2 separate regions of the Homo sapiens genome follow, and region 1 is linked to region 2. Evidence: read pairs that join two places in POLR2A ChIA-PET (ENCODE). Cell type or tissue: OCI-LY7. All regions are shown on one strand.

Region 1 (8,000 bases), 180 kb before region 2:
GGAGGTTGCAATGAGCCAAGATCACACCACTGCACTCCAGCCTGGGCGACAGAGCAAGGCTTCATCTCAAAAAAAAAAAAAAAAGTCTTTCTTTTAAAAATTACCAACTGAGAACTTCTGTGAATTCTCACTGTTTATCTTACTAATATGAGTCTTCAGTATGTTAGAAATATTATCAGCCAGGTGTAGTGGCTCATGCCTATACCACATAATCCCAGCACTTTGTGACCTGTGGTTGGAGGATCACTTGAGCTCAGGAGTTCGAGACCAGTCTGCCTGGGGAACACAGCGAGACCTCAACTCTAATAAAAATTTTAAAAATGAGCCAGGCATAGTGGTGTGCGCCTGTAGTCCCAGCTACTCAGCAGTCTGAGGTAGGAGGATCACTTGAGCCTGGGAGATTGAGGCGGTAGTGAGTTATGATCGTGCCACTGCACTCCAGCCTCAGAGGAAGACTCTGTCAAAGGAAAGGAAAGGGAATGGAAAGGCAAAGTCAAAGGGAAAGGGAAAGGAAGGCTAAAATTCTCCCTGTCTTCCCTTTTGAAAAAAAAATTAAAGTAAAAAAGGAAAAGAAATATTACCCATTTATGCAAACATATTTTCTCCCATTTTGCTGTTTTCACTTTGCTTATGCCGTTTTTTGGCAGAAGTAGAATTTTTAGTTGGTTTAACTTCCATTTTAAAATTTAACTAGATCTTTGCTCCATTTAAGTTGAAATACTAAAGACATAAACCTAAAGGCTCAGTCCGAATTAGTTTTAGAGCCAAACAATCATAAAATCACCACTCCACGGCCGGGCACGGTGGCTCACGCCTGTAATCCCAGCACTTTGGGAGGCCGAGGCAGGTGGATCACAAGGTCAAGAGATTGAGACCATCATGGCTAAGACGGTGAAATCCCATCTCTAAAAAATTAGCAGGGTGCGGTGGCGGGCGCCTGTAGTCCCAGCTACTCAGGAGGCTGATGCAGGAGAATGGCGTGAACTCGGGAGGCGGAGCTTGCGGTGAGCCGAGATCACGCCACTGCACTCCAGCCTGGGAGACAGAGCGAGACTCCGTCTCAAAAAAAAAAAAAAAAAAAAAATCACCACTCCACTACTGACAATAGTGTAGAATTAGTCATGATTCTAATTAGAGAAAAGAAAAGAATGCAGGTACCCACTCGTTACCTATACATTCAATTAACAAGTCTACTCTCCAAACCACATATAGATGGAGTATCTGTTATATGAAATCCTTGCGACCAGAAGTGTTTCGGATTTTTTTTTTTTTTTCAGATTTTGGAAAGATACAAACTGGTTTAGCATGCCAAATCTAAAAATCCAAAATCCAAAATGTTCCAATGAACACTCCTCCTTTGAATGTCATGTTGGTGTGCAAAAATTTCAGATTTTAGAGCATTTCGGGTTTTCATATTAGGAATAATCAATCAGTAGGTACACAGTTCCCCCAGGTGGTATGACTGGACTTTGGACTTGATTTTTAAAATAATATTCCATTTCCCCATTGGGATCCCACTCCTACTCTAAGCCCCAACTACCTAGCTGGTTACCTGACAGCTGTTTTTTCTTCTGGAGAATGGACCCTTTCCCACGGCTTCACTGTTATCTGGAAACCTAACTCAAAATAATCAAAACTCTGAAAACTACTAGTCTGTTACCTGATGGCTCATTATCATCACTACTTAAGAGATCTGTTACCATGCTCCCCCCCGTTTTTGGATATTGACCTAAATTTACTAAGTTACCTTGGGCATTGTAATTTTTACTGCTAGTCAAATTACTTGAGCAGAAGCTCACAACGGATAGTAAATAAAGCAAATGTAATGTATTATTCCTTTATTTTACTGGGAATCTGTTCTTCCTACTTACTTATCTTCCCCCACCAGCCATTTACAGCTTTTGGCATACTTCATGGTATAATGCTGCTGGTTTATGACAAGTAACATTAACAATGTCATATATATAAGCACAATCACTAGAATTCTAACTTCTGTGAATGTCACATACATAAAGCCATAATGAAAGACAGTTTAAAAAGATACCTTTTAATAACATGAAGGAAAAAAATTCAAAATAACATATCTATACAAATACATCCTATTGTTATTCCAGTATTTCACAGAATAAAGAATTTGTCTATATAATTTCCTTCAGTAGCCCACAAAATATTTACCACTCCTTTCCTTAATTACCATTGTATTAAAGACATCTGATGTCAATGACAAAAACTCCAGTATTAATGCTTAAGAGCTAGGTTACATTATTTAAGTTTTTCATTTAATCTAACATCTTCAAGTCATAGGGAACTTTTTAAACTAATCTTGTTCACACTCCAGGACATTCCCACGCCAAAAAAAAAAAGTCAGATCAACAGCCAGAAAAAAAAACCAAACAACAAAAAAAACCACAGCTATATGCTGACCACAGCATGTAGTTAGCAAAGACCATACCCTTAGCTGAAGAAATAGAGCACAATTCCTTAACCTTCAATTCCTTAACAACCTACAAACTATATTGTATTGGAGCCAATTTTATGAAGTATCAAAGTATTACCATTCTGGACCAGGAAAAAATATCTAGAAAGGACATTATTAGGTTCTCAACTACAGGCAGTTTGCCCCCCACCAGGAAACACCTATAGTTGTCACACTAGAGGAAGGAGAAAGACCACAAGCTGCCGGCATCTAGTAGCCAGGGATGCTGCTAAACATCCTATAAATTACACGATAGCCCCTGACAACAAAGAATTATCTGGCTCATAATGTCCATAGTGATGAGGTTGGGAAACCTGAGACAAATGATGAAATGTGAAAATGAACTGCACTGTATCAATGTTATATTTCCTGAATTTAGTAATTTTTCTGTGGCTTCAAAAAACAATAGCCTTGTTCTTAGGAAATACACATCAAAGTATTTAGGAATAAAGGAACATATCTCAACTTACAAATGACTCAGAAAAAAATATGTATACATGTAGTGGAAAAGAATGAATGATAAAGTAATGGGGCAATATGCAATAATTGATTAATCTGAGTAGAGTAGATACAGAAATTTTTTTATTATTATTGCAGTTTAAAATTATACCAAAATTAAAAGCTAAACAAGTATTACCATGCCCATAAATTTATTTTACCTGGGAAACTTGGCACAATTTCCCAATATATATGTGCAATATAGCGAATCAGCTTTCTTTTACTCCTTTCTCAAAATAAATTACCCTATCTTGAATGGATACTTGCAAATTGAACCCAAATAACTCATGTAAGCTGAAAGTATAATTTCTAAAATGTGAATTGCACAAAGTTAGAAATGCTTAGATGTCTACCAAGGACATGACATACTATTGTATATCACAGTAAATTCATGGCCAATATCCCTGCATTGTATATTTTAGGCTTTCAATACACACAGAAAGCTGAAACCACATAAGATCTGAACATGATCAGTGCAAATGGATATACAAGAAATAATACAAAAAGATTTTTTTAAGACTCAGATTTTCATAAGTTTAACATTAGTTCTGAATTCTTGAATTTTATCATTTCTATTTCTGGGCAATTGTTACTTTAAACAGCATGCAACAAATTATAATAACAGCTTCATAAATAACAACAGTTTACTTTTGGAAAACAATTCTTTAAAATTTTAAATCCAGGAAAAAAAAATTTAGGGAACTTACAGACGTTTGGGACATACTTGACTGCTGTGTGACACTTCCTGTGGGAGATGTAGATGGTCTTCCACTGGACAAACTTGCCTAAAATAGTAAGACTTTTAGAATATGTCGGTAAAAACCTGAAGTTAAGAACTTTCTGGTACCATGATAACACAAAACCACAACAATAAATGTCAAAAGGCCTATGTATGAAACAACTAATTTTATAGTCAACATGGCTTAAGCTTCGGTTAAACAGATTTTTTAAATAAGGAAAAGCTGAATGGTGAAAACAGGGGATCCAAAGACTAATCTTATTTTATTAGCTACTTTATTGTCAGTTTCACTTTATGGGTCTCTGTCATCTTTAAAGTGGAATCACTACTCCAGAGTTATGAAAAAGAAATTAGAGCTACAGCAAGAGCCAGTGAGTGGGTTTCAGTTTCCTAACTTGTATCACAAACATGTTATTTAAAAATTACACTACTAAGAAGCAACAGCTGAGAATCTGTTGGTAACAGAAATAAACCTTTTTCAGGTTCAGTCAATTGAGATCCTCCTCTGGTGAGGGGATTTAAGATTAAATCTTACACAGCTTTATTTAAATAGTACAATAGTAACAAAAATCTTTTTTAAAAACAAGCATTTAATAATGAAATCCTGTTATCAGTAGGAATAATATGATTGGATTTTAGAAAAATGGATATACCTATCTTTGTATAAAAAATTTCTGGAGAAATATGTATTAGATTGTTACTGTGGCCACCTTTGAAGAACGGGAAACAGTGATAGACAGGGAAAAGGAACAGCTTTACTTTATCTCTTATAAACAACTTAATATTGTTTGATTTTTTAATGAGTATAATTACTTATATAATTTTTTTAATCTTATTTTTAGTAAAAATACAATTTATGTAAGCCTAAGTACTCACTGTTGTACCTAGAACTTTATACACATAAACTAGCATAGCATTTCTTCAATCTGGATAAAAAGCACTGAGACAAAAGCTAGAAACAGAGTAACATAAAAAAACATATCCCCTTTTTCTCAATTAACTTCTATTCGGCAACCTATTAATATATTTCCTCCGGGAAAAATAACCACAGGACATCTGAGAACTCTGAAATAATACCCAATCTATTTATTTTCAGTAACTACCTACAGATAACAGAAACTTTGATCTCATAAACTCTTATTTTAGTCTTACCTGAACAGCAGCAAGGCTCTGAAGCTGGGAGCTGCTTAAATGCTGCTGCTGAAGAGCTGCAGTATGCAGCATCAAGTGCTGTTGTTGGGCTGCATACATTTGCTGAAGGTACTGAGCAGCTGAGCTGGGGGGCCGATGCAATGCCTGTTGAATTACCTGTGATAAGTCAATTGAACCAATGTCAAACCATAATCTCAACCTTTATCTTAATCAGAAAATCAAAGTATAAAAAAGTGGCAGTTTAAAATTTCACTGCTTTAATACATAATATCATCAAGCTTATTAACATTATTTCTTTCCTAGTTACATATCACTAGAAATCACTAACTTGTACACATTAAAACTACCCAGTGGGCCGGGCACGGTGGCTCACGCCTGTTAATTCCAGCACTTTGGGAGGCCGAGGTGGGCGGATCACAAGGTCAGGAGATCAAGACCATCCTGGCTAACATGGTGAAACCCCGTCTCTACTAAAAACACAAAAAATTAGCCAGGCATGGTGGCACATGCCTGTAGCCCCAGCTACTCGGGAGGCTGAGGCAGGAGAATCGCTTGAACCTGTGAGGTGAAGGCTGCAGTTGAGCCAAGATCATGCCACTGCACTCCAGCCTGGGCGACACAGCAAGACTCCCATCTCAAAAAAAAAAAAACAAAACAAAACCCAGTGGACAATTCGCAAAAGACAGGCCAGGCCAACTAAGCATTTCAAAAGATTTTCAATCTCACCAGTAGTCAAAAACTTACAAATTAAAACAAGATACTGTTTTCCAACTTTCAGATGGATAAAGATTTAAAAGAATACTACTACTACCTGGGGAAACCAATACTCCCATATTGCTAGTAAAAATTCAAGTTGGCATAACCTTTTTGGATAAAACTTCGTAGAATTCAGGGCTTGGGTGTGGAGAGAAATACCTTTACCATGCAACCATAACAAATAGTAATGTAGATCAGTGCTGTCCTATACAGTAACAACTAGTCACATGTGCCTACTGAGCACTTAAAATGTGGTTAGTGCAACTAAAGAATTGAGTTAATTTTAAATTGAATTTTAATTAATTTTAATTTTAATGTAAACAGCCACAAGTAACTACTGGCCACTATAGTGTACATTGCTGATACCGATCTATATTTACTAACAAAAAGAAAATCAGTGGGTTACAAAATAGTATATAGAGTAAGATACCATTTTTATATTAAAATATTTGAAAGAATCCACAGGAAAACTTTCAAAGACCACTGATGGGTAGCTAGATTAGAGGTGATTTTTAGCTTCTACTTCATACTCTTCTATAGATGTCTGAAAATCTTACAATGAGCAGGTATTATTAATAATCATATAAAATTACAAAGCAGCTGGGCAGGTTGGCTCATGCCTGTGATCCCACCACTTTGGGAGGCCAAGGCAGGCAGGTCACCTGAGGTCAGGAGTTCAAGACTAGCCTGGCCAACATAGTGAAACCCTGTCTCTACTAAAAATACAAAACTTGGCCAGGCATGGTGGCATGCACCTGTAATCCCAGATACTCAGGAGGCTCAGGTGGGAGAACTGCTTGAACCCAGGAGGTGGAGGCTGCAGTGACCAGAGATCATGCCACTGCACTCCAGCCTAGACGACAGAGCAAGACCCCATCTCAAAAAAATAATAATAATAAAATAAAAATAAAAAATAAAATTATAAAGCTATTTCTTCTTTAGAAAATTACTCAATAATTTAAAAAATTTTTAAATGTCAAATACCTTGTTTTGCTTCAACATTGAATAAAACTATTCTTACTTAATTCCTTAAAAAGTGTTAATTACTGTGAATATTTGTTAGTAAAATGTAAAATCTGAGCCTGAAACTTCATAAATAAATATAGAAAAGTCAAGTACTCTACTAAAATCAGAGAAAATTCTTACATTTCTCCAAAAGGTTAAGTCAGAATAAGTCAATCCTATACAACCAAATCCGAAAGTCACATTGTGCTCACTGTGACTCTGAAACAGCACAGAACCCTAATCGCAGCATCAAACCAGAGTTTTCAAAGAGCTAAGGGAGTAATAGTGCCATAATCCTATAGCTTGAGGGTCTCTCAGGACATCTTGAGCCATAATGCCATGAATCCTTTTATCTAAACTTCAAGACAGCATATTTCTGTGTGTTATTGTTTATTTTCATGTGTTAATATCTCACCTCTCCAACTATAGACTACTATGCCTGATACAAATTTCTGTCACAAAATCAATGGGAGCTTTTGACCTCTACCTGCAGGGGACTATAGGCCAGCATTAAGTGATTCAGAATTATAACAATATACCTTTTTTAGTCAGATCAATCTCTATTTGTTCTTCTAATTCCATAACAAAATTCTAAAAGCACTGGACTGTATACGGAAAAAAATTCTAAAATCAAACTGAAATAACAATCTATTTGACACATACTTTTGTCAGAGTATACTCATTTTTTCTGTTGTCAGCACAGTCTTTCACTACTATTCAATTACTCACAGCAATGAGTAAATACAAGTTATAGATACAGCAAATTGTTCTTATTTATTATAAATTCTTATTCACCCAAGGAGGGTGAAGAGAATTCCCAGGACAGAAAAAGCAAGCTGGAAGATTAAAGAATTACTTAGGTAGTTCAATAAATATTGATTTGATTTCATTTTGGGAGAAGCAATTCTATGGTCTCATAAGAAACAGAGTCAGTGCTATTTATGAGATATATCTACATCTACATATCTTTCTATTAATTTTTTATTAATCTATGCAGCTTAATTGAAAACTAGAGGACAAAATGGTATATTAAGCGATCACATTATCAGTCAGGCGTGGTGGCTCATCCCAGCACTTTGGGAGGCTAAGGCAGGAGGAGAGCTTAAAGCCAGAAGGTCAAGACTAGCCTGGGCGACATAGTGAGATCCTGTCTCTACAAAATAAAAAAATTAGCCAAGCATAGTCACATGTGCCTGTAGTCTCAACTACTCAGGAGGCTGAAGCAGGAGGAGCACTTGAGCCCAGGGGGTCGTGAGTTGTGATCATGCCACTGGACTCCAGCCTAGGCAACACAGAGGGAGAGAAGAAAAAAAAAAAAAGGGGGGGGCCAGGCGCAGTGGCTCACGCCTATAATCCCAGCACTTTGGGAGGCCG
Region 2 (8,000 bases):
TTTTTTTCTTTTTCTTCTTTTCTTTTCTTTTTTTTTTTTTTTTTGAGATAGGGTCTTGCTCTGTCACCCAGGCTGGAGTGCAGTGGTGCCATCTTGGACCATTGCAACCTCTGTCTCCCAGGCTCAGGCAATCCTCCCACCTCAGCCTCTGAGTAGCTGGGACCACAGGTGTGCAGCACTATGCTAGGCTATTTTTTTGTATTTTTAGTAGAGACGGGGTCTTGCCATGTTGCCCAGAGAGAGAGAGAGAGAGAGAGAGAAACAGAGAGAGAATTCCAGAGTGCTCCTTTTACTTAATTATGCCAATTTTGCTAAAGAGCATTTAAAAAACTACTTTCAAGGTGGTGGAGCAGCGGGCCTATCTTGGACAGTCGGGCCTGTTCCTTCTCTTAGGAAAGTCTGCATTACACTTTTGTCCTGCCTGCCTGAGTGGCCAATCTGAGTGACCCTGCTGCCACCATTGTCCCTTGGTCACCCTTTGGGTAGGGGAACTGTTCCCTCTACTTTTTCTGTATACTTCCCTTCACTTGGTATAGAGCATCTTAAACTTGAGAGGACAGAGAAGCACTTGGGAGCTTGCTTAATAGAGATTAAAGGAAGAAAGCCGGGCACAGTGGCTCAGGCCTGTAATCCCAGCACTTTGGGAGGCGGAGGTGGGCGGGTCACCCTGAAGTCAGGAGTTCAAGACCAGCTTGGCCAACATGGCGAAACCCCGTCTCTACTAAAAATACAAAAATTAGCCAGCCATGGTGGTGCGCGTCTACAATTCCAACTACTTGGGAGGCTGAGGCAGAAGAATTGCTAGTACCTAGGAGGTGGAGGTTGCAGTGAGCCAAGATCGAGCCATTGCATTACAGCCTGTGTGATGGAGTGAAACTGTCTCAAAAAAAAAAAAAGGGTTAAAGGAGGAAGATTCCTGCATTCTGATCCCTAATATTCTAATTTGGTAGTTCTAGGGCCCAAGAACCCATATTTTTAACAGGCTCCTTAGATGATTCTGGTGCAGGCACTTGGCAAATCCCACTTTCAGAAAAATTGCTCTGGTGCTTTGATGGGTACTTTTTGGGTAGTAAGAAGTCAACATGAGGCTGGGCACGGTGGCTTACACCTGTAATCCTAGCACTTTGGGAGGCTGAGGTGGGCAGATCACTAGGTCAGGAGATTGAGGCCATCCTGGCTAACATGGTGAAACCCCGTCTCTACTAAATATACAAAAAATTAGCCGGGCGTGATGGCATGTGCCTGTAGTCCCAGCTACTTGGGAGGCTGAGGTGGGAGAATCTCTTGAATCTGAGAGTTGGAGGTTGCAGTAAGCCAAGATCGCGCCACTGCACTCCAGCCTGAACGATAGAGCAAGACTCTGTCTCAAAAAAAAAAAAAAAAAAAAAAAAAAAAGGAGAAGTCAAGATGAAAAGTTTCCTATTTAAAAACACTGGTTGTGCTACTCTTCATTTCAGTAAGTCAGTTCTGGGTCTCATCAAACAACTTTCTTATGGGGATATTCAATTCTGAAGTGCCCAGTAGTACTTCCTAGGTAAGAATGCTGCTGGCCCTCTCATTTTCCTGCTATCATCCTTTAGATTAACCCATCTGTCTCATAGTCTTCCGTATCTAACCCCTCTGGTTCTCTGTTCTTATTAGGCCATGGCAGAATCCATTAAGGATCTCCACAGTTTCTCCTGATCCTACTTAGAAAATAATATTTTGAAGATATGTTCCTGGAACAGGTCAGGGAGTTGGTAGGGAGGTCATCTTGCTGTCTGCCAGAGACCTGGCCAGACCAAGGTTATCTGGGTTAATTAGAACCTGGCTCTTTGCCTTGAAGGTTCAGATACCCGATTTTGTCAACAAACAAGATTGATCTGGTCTGTGATGAGCAGACTCATCTTAACTAAACGTACAGCATTGGAAGCACACAACCAACATGCCATACATGGGTTTACAGTTAGAAAAGGAACTGGAGCATTTACACTGGCACAGAACTCCAGGTGCAAATGGTTTGAGTGCCCCATTATAATCACAAGCTTATTTCATGGGTAAAAAATCAGCTGGGTGCAGTGGCTCACACCTGTAATGCCAGTACTTTGGGAGGCTGAGGTGGGTGGATCACCTGACATCAGGAATTTGAGACCAGCCTGACCAACATGGAGAAAAACCATCTCTACTAAAAAAATACAAAATTAGCCAGGCGTGGTGGTGCATCCCTGTAATCCCAGCTACTCGGGAGGCTGAGGCAGGAGAATTGCTTGAACCCAGGAGGTGGAGGTTGCGGGGAGCCGAGACTGTGCCCTTGCGCTCCAGCCTGGGCAACAAGAGCGAAACTCCATCTCAAAAAAAAAAAAAAAAATTCAGAATAAGGGAAGGTAAACACCTGATTTACTTTCTGAATACATTGAGGCTGATTCTTTAATCTCCACAACTGAGATAATTTTGTAACCCTGCTGACGAATTATGCCTTTTGAAGGATACATTTATTTTGATTTGTTAATGCATCCAGTCAAATTTTACTCTGAACAGAGAATCATTTTCTCTCTTTAAAGTGACTTTGCCTCTGTCTGCTTCCTTTCCTCTTTCTTTCCTTCCCATTTTTGTTTCTTTCGTTTTGTTTGTTTTACAGGTAATTCTCAGAGAGCCAACTTAATATCCTTTTTTTCCTCAAGTTATTGCATAGAGTGGGAGGTAGGGACATAGATTGCAATTACTGGTTCAGGTACTTCACAGTTGTCCCCTAGTGTTTCTGCAGTACTCACTTCCAGTTTTCTTTTGATTTTCACCTTGCTCACGCTTGTAATCCCAGCGCTTTGGAAGGCAGAGGCGGATGGATCACTTGAGGTCAGGAGTTTGAGACAACCCTGACCAACATGGTGAAAAATTACCAAAAATTAGCTGGGCATGGTGGCATGCACCTATAGTCCCAGCTACTCAGGAGGCTGAGGCAGGAGAATTCCTTGAATCTGGGAGGCGGAGGTTGCAGTTAGCCAAGATCTCGCCACTGCACTCCAGCCTGGGTGACAGAGTGAGACCCTGTCTCAAAAAACAAACAAAAAAGAGAAAAAAGAAAAGAAAAAGAAAAAACCCTAAGAAACTGAATTTTTAAATATTTATTTTAATTAATTAAATTTAAGTAGCCACCTGTGGCTAGTGGTTACCATATCGGACAGCACAGCCCTCTAACCATTGAAAATAGAGAGTTACTTCTGTGACAGGAAGCAAATCGTAAAGTTGGTTTACTAAAAATACAAAAATTAGCCAGGCGTGGTTGCACACGCCTGTAATCTCAGCCACTAGGGAGGCTGAGGCATTTTTTATGTTTTGTTTATGTTTTATGCTTTATGTTTTTAGTAGAGACGGGGTTTCATCATATTGGCCAGGCTGGTCTTGAACTCCTGACCTCAAGTAATCTGCCCACCTCGGCCTCCCAAAATGCTGGGATTACAGGCATGAGCCACTGTGCTCGGCCTAGTTAGGGCTCTTTTGGCTGCAAGTAACAGAAACCCATGATGGCTAGCTTAAGCCAAAAAAGAGGATTCATTTAAAGGTTGCGAGAGCATCCAAGGACAGAAACACAGCTCAGCCTCTGGGACAAACTGGAATCTAAGACTTGAGTCTTATCAACACTCTATCTGCTCCTCTCTTGCATCTGCCTCATTTTAGTTTCTCTCTGCAGACTGGCTTACACTTCTTTTCTACTCCACAATAAGCAAGTATGACTGCCAATAGCTCCTGAGATTATGTTTCCTCCATTCAGTACACCAGCCAAGCTGAGACTAGACTCTTTCAGTGCTCATTCCAAACACTTCTGGGAGGTGATCATTGGCCTCACTTGGCTCAGGTGTCTATTCCTGGTCCAGCTGTCTGTGACTGGGGGCAAGGTCAATCATAGCTGCATGAAGCCCTGCTGTTATGGCCTTGTAGTCCAGGAGGGTGGGCAGAAGCCAGGAAAAGAAATGGGGGCTGGGCAGGCAACCCCAGGGAGGCCACTACAATTCTCATTCTACCATTTGGTGGCTCCCAATTACCTACTTTAGTCCTTCCCCTGAGCTTTCCCTCTCCTGAGCTATACCATGAATACACCCCAATCATCTCTTTATTTTATTTTACTTAATTTTTTATTTTTTTGAGATGGAGTCTTTCTCTGTCACCCAGGCTGGAGTGCAGTGGCGTGATCTTGGCTCACTGCAGCCTTTGCCTCCTGGGTTCAAGTGATTCTCCTGCCTCAGCCTCCCAAGTAGCTGGGATTACAGGCATGCACCACCATGCCTGGCTAATTTTTGTGTTTTAGTAGAGATGGGATTTCACCATGTTGGCCAGGCTGCTCTCGAACTCCTGACCTCAAATGGTCCACCCACTTTGGCCTCCCAAAATGTTGGGATTATGGGCATGAGCCACTGCACCCAGCCCCATTCTGAAGATTTCTACACCCTCTGCTAATCAAAGTTGCTTTATGTTGTGTTCCATCAAAATAGGACTCTATAGTATAAGTAATTAATCTGATATTGACAGCAAACTCCAGCAAAGATTCCAGATAAACTCAAAATATCAATTTTCCCATCTGATAAGTGGGGATAATATTGCCTACCTTGAAGCACTGTTATAAGGTTTAGAGATTAATAATAATAATAATAATGCTTACTCCCTTCCAAGTAACACATTTTCAGTTTTTTGTTTGTTTGTTCGTTTGTTTTATGAGATGGAATGTCACTCTGTCGCCAGGCTGGAGTGCATTGGTGTGATCTCGGCTCTTTGAAACCTCTGCTTCTCAGGTTCAAGTGCTTCTCTTGCCTCAGCCTCCCGAGTAGCTGGGACTACAGGCTCACGCCACCACTCCCAGCTAATTTTTGTATTTTTAGTAGAGACCGGGTTTCACCACGTTGGCCAGGATGGTCTCAATCTCTTGACCTCGTGATCTGCCCACCTTGGCCTCCCAAAGTGCTGGGATTACAGGGATGAGCCACTGCGCCCAGCTATTCTAGGGATTTCAAACACTATGTCATATTGCAGTGAAGGAGTTAGAATCTTTAGTGACCCACAAATCATATGACATAAACTTTGATATCCTATTTTTTTTTACCTCCATATTGATCCTACATAGAACTCAGATTCAAAAATCAAAGACAGCCTTTCTCACAATCTAAGCAAAGGATTTATCTAGCTGTGTGATCTTGGGCATAACTCTGTGCTTTTCCTCATCTGTAAAATGGGGCAATAATAGCCATTACCTCACATGGTTGTTATTAAGATTAAATGAATTATTATATGTAAAGTGCTTAGAACAGAACCTAGCAATAGTAAACACTATATAAATGTTAACATTGATTATTGTTATTTAATTCATTGTTTCTTAAACTGCAGATTACAATGCATTAGTAGTGGACTTAAATACAAAGAAACAGAATAAAATTGAATGATCAGAGAGCATTGCTCATAGTAAGGATAAGTATTACTGTGGGTTGTGATAAATGTACCCAACCTGTGAGTTTTAATATTTGCTCTTTTTGAATAATTTGAAGCAGTCCTTATAGCTTATTTGAATGTGCACAAGAAGACTGAGAAAACGAATGGAACTCCGTGGATGTGGGTCAAGTCCATTTGGTTTCAATGTCTGTTCTATCACCGATGAGCAATGTGGTTTAGCAGGCGACCTAAACTCTGTCTCAACTTCCCTTTTGTTAAAAAAAGGGGATTTCTTGTATGTATCTCATAAGAATAAGTGAAGCACTTTGAGCTACGTAGAGTCTAGCACTACTAATTCAGCATCTCTCAATTTATGGTTTGCAAATCATAGCTCGGCAATATCATAGAGCTGTTGCCAAGATAATAGTTCTTCCCATTTTTTTTTTTCCAGGAGAACGTCAGAGAAAAAAGTTTCTGATTTGCAATAAATTAAACTGCTTAACTTTCTAAACACTTATGAAATTCCTAGAATTGATAATGAAATACACTTAATGTGACTATTACATTGATTTTAGAATTTTTTGCAAATTAAATATTGAAAATTCAAACATTTCTAACATGATCTTTCTCTATTTTACCATATCTGGCTACTCCTTTTTGTTTTTTTCTCTTTCCTTCCAGTTGCATGGAGCCTAAGTTAAAGCCTGAAAAAACAGCTAGGCATGGTGGCATGCACCTATAGTCTGAGCTACTCAGGAGGCTGAAGTGGGAGGATTGCTTGAGTACAGGAGTTCAAGGCTGCAGTATGCTATGATCACATCTATGAACAGCCACTGTATTCCAGCCTGGGCAACATAGCTAGACCCTATCTTATTTAAAAAAGAAAAGAAAGGAAAAAAAGCTGGAAAAAAATAAAAGGAAGTGCTGCATGACACTATTCAGGGAGATGAGGTTAATAGTTTTTAAGCATGTGGTTTTCATCCTATTTTATACCTTACTATAAGGTATAAAAGTAGAAATAGGGACCTTGTAGATCCAGTACTGACTTGGCAGATAAGAGGAGAAAGCAGTCCAGAGGAGAAACCCTACTCAACGAGGGGAAGATACTGTGCATTGGCAGTAACAGTAACACAAAACAAGTATGGAGGAATAAAGTGTAAAGGGAAGAGGACAGGTACGAAAATGATTAAAGTGCTGTGAAGAAGTTATAGATCAGACCGGGTGCTGTGGCTCACGCTTGTAATCCCAGCACTTTGGGAGGCCAAGTCGGGCAGATCACCTGAGGTCTGGAGTTCGAGACCAGCCTGGCCAACATGGTGAAACCCCCTCTCTACAAAAATACAAAAAATGAGCCAGACGTGGTGGTGCGCGCCTGTAGTTCCAGCCACTTGGGAGCTAGCACCACTGCACTTCAGACTGGGTGAGAGAGCCAGACTCCATCTCAAAAGAAGAAAAAAAAAAGTTAAAGATCATAATTCCGAAAAAAAGAAATTAACGAAAAGCTACAGGAAAAAAATGAGATGGAAAAGGAAATGGTTGACATTCTTTTGTGAAACTGACCTCCTAGCATTTGACTTGCTGCTAAACAAACAAAACAAAACCTTTTAAACACATTTTTTTAAATCGAGGCTCAAGGAAGGAGGACTTTGGCAGAAGGACCATCAGAGACCATAACTGGTTTCTTTTCTTTGGAAAAGAGCAGAAGGTGTAAATGCAAACACAAGCCAGTGTTTGCATGCTCAATTAACATTTGAATTTCTTCCCCCTCCTTCATAAAAATAAAAATAATTTATGTTGAATTTTTGCATCTTACCCTATCCTTTCTCATTTCCATCTTCTTTGTAATTAATATTAGTGGGTCATTATCAACAGATCAGTAAATGGAGACAAAAGAAAAGCATTTGCCTCAAACTATTTATCAGGTCACAGAACAGAGCTGGCCTTCGAGTTTGTAACCTCTCCATTCTTGGTCTCTGTTATCAGACAGCCATAATTAACGAAGAAGACATTCTAGACTACCTAGTACCAGTTAATTTGGATCTTGTATCTGTACTATTTAATGGAAGAAGATGAAACAATAGGTAGTCCCCACCCCCAATCATTTGAAATTCTCATGCGCAGACAAGCACACTCTCATGGTGGTCTTGCTCAACTCCTGCTGGCAGCCAAGAAGGTGAGGTGGGAGGTCATGCAAAATCCACCTAATAACTACATAACTATTTGTTGACCAATCCTTTAATTGACTTTTCGACACTGATGAAGACCATGAGCCTGTGGAATTACAAAATTCATTACCTCGCAGTGCTTATTTTTTCTAAGGCCTGCATTTTCTGTGTCTGTGCAATTCTGTATTTGGAATAAAGAACCATTATCATTTGTGTTCAATGTCGTATGATACATACAATCAATTTTACTGATAACTTCTGAAAATCCTTAAGTAGGCCTGCAAAAATGTGCCTTCCTGTGAGCCTCCCCATCTGCCTCAGATCTATGTATAAATGGACCCCGTTCAGTTTCACTTGCTTTCAAACGCGTACCTTTGAGGTTTGGGAATTCAAGGACAAAATGATTTTAATTTGATGCATTTTGTACTTTGACCAATAAGG

What was found. ChIA-PET counts read pairs that join two places held together with the same protein. Peaks named below come from ENCODE experiments on the same cell type or tissue, not always from the same donor. Only the 100,000 strongest peaks of a DNase experiment are listed, where the experiment ranks them.
Region 1: POLR2A ChIA-PET joins it to region 2 with 11 read pairs; 15 of 35 experiments call an interaction of 5 or more read pairs at or near these places.

Annotation. Positions count from the first base shown.
Region 1 is chr3:170,167,692-170,175,691 of GRCh38, forward strand. PHC3 (polyhomeotic homolog 3) reads right to left here. Exons shown (of 15, transcript NM_024947.4): 3 at 4,866-5,021; 4 at 3,682-3,759. Among named protein-coding and RNA genes, the nearest start is that of PHC3, 10 kb to the right of the region's middle. In OCI-LY7, CTCF peaks have their summits at 1,367 and 1,620; no DNase peak of the experiment used is centred here; H3K4me3 peaks cover 815 bases; H3K27ac peaks cover 1,412 bases.
Region 2 is chr3:170,347,471-170,355,470 of GRCh38, forward strand. No RefSeq gene overlaps it. Among named protein-coding and RNA genes, the nearest start is that of SKIL, 6.2 kb to the right of the region's middle. RefSeq lists an enhancer at 5,563-5,632. In OCI-LY7, no CTCF peak of the experiment used is centred here; DNase peaks (open chromatin) are centred at 3,231 and 3,651; H3K4me3 peaks cover 3,912 bases; H3K27ac peaks cover 5,701 bases.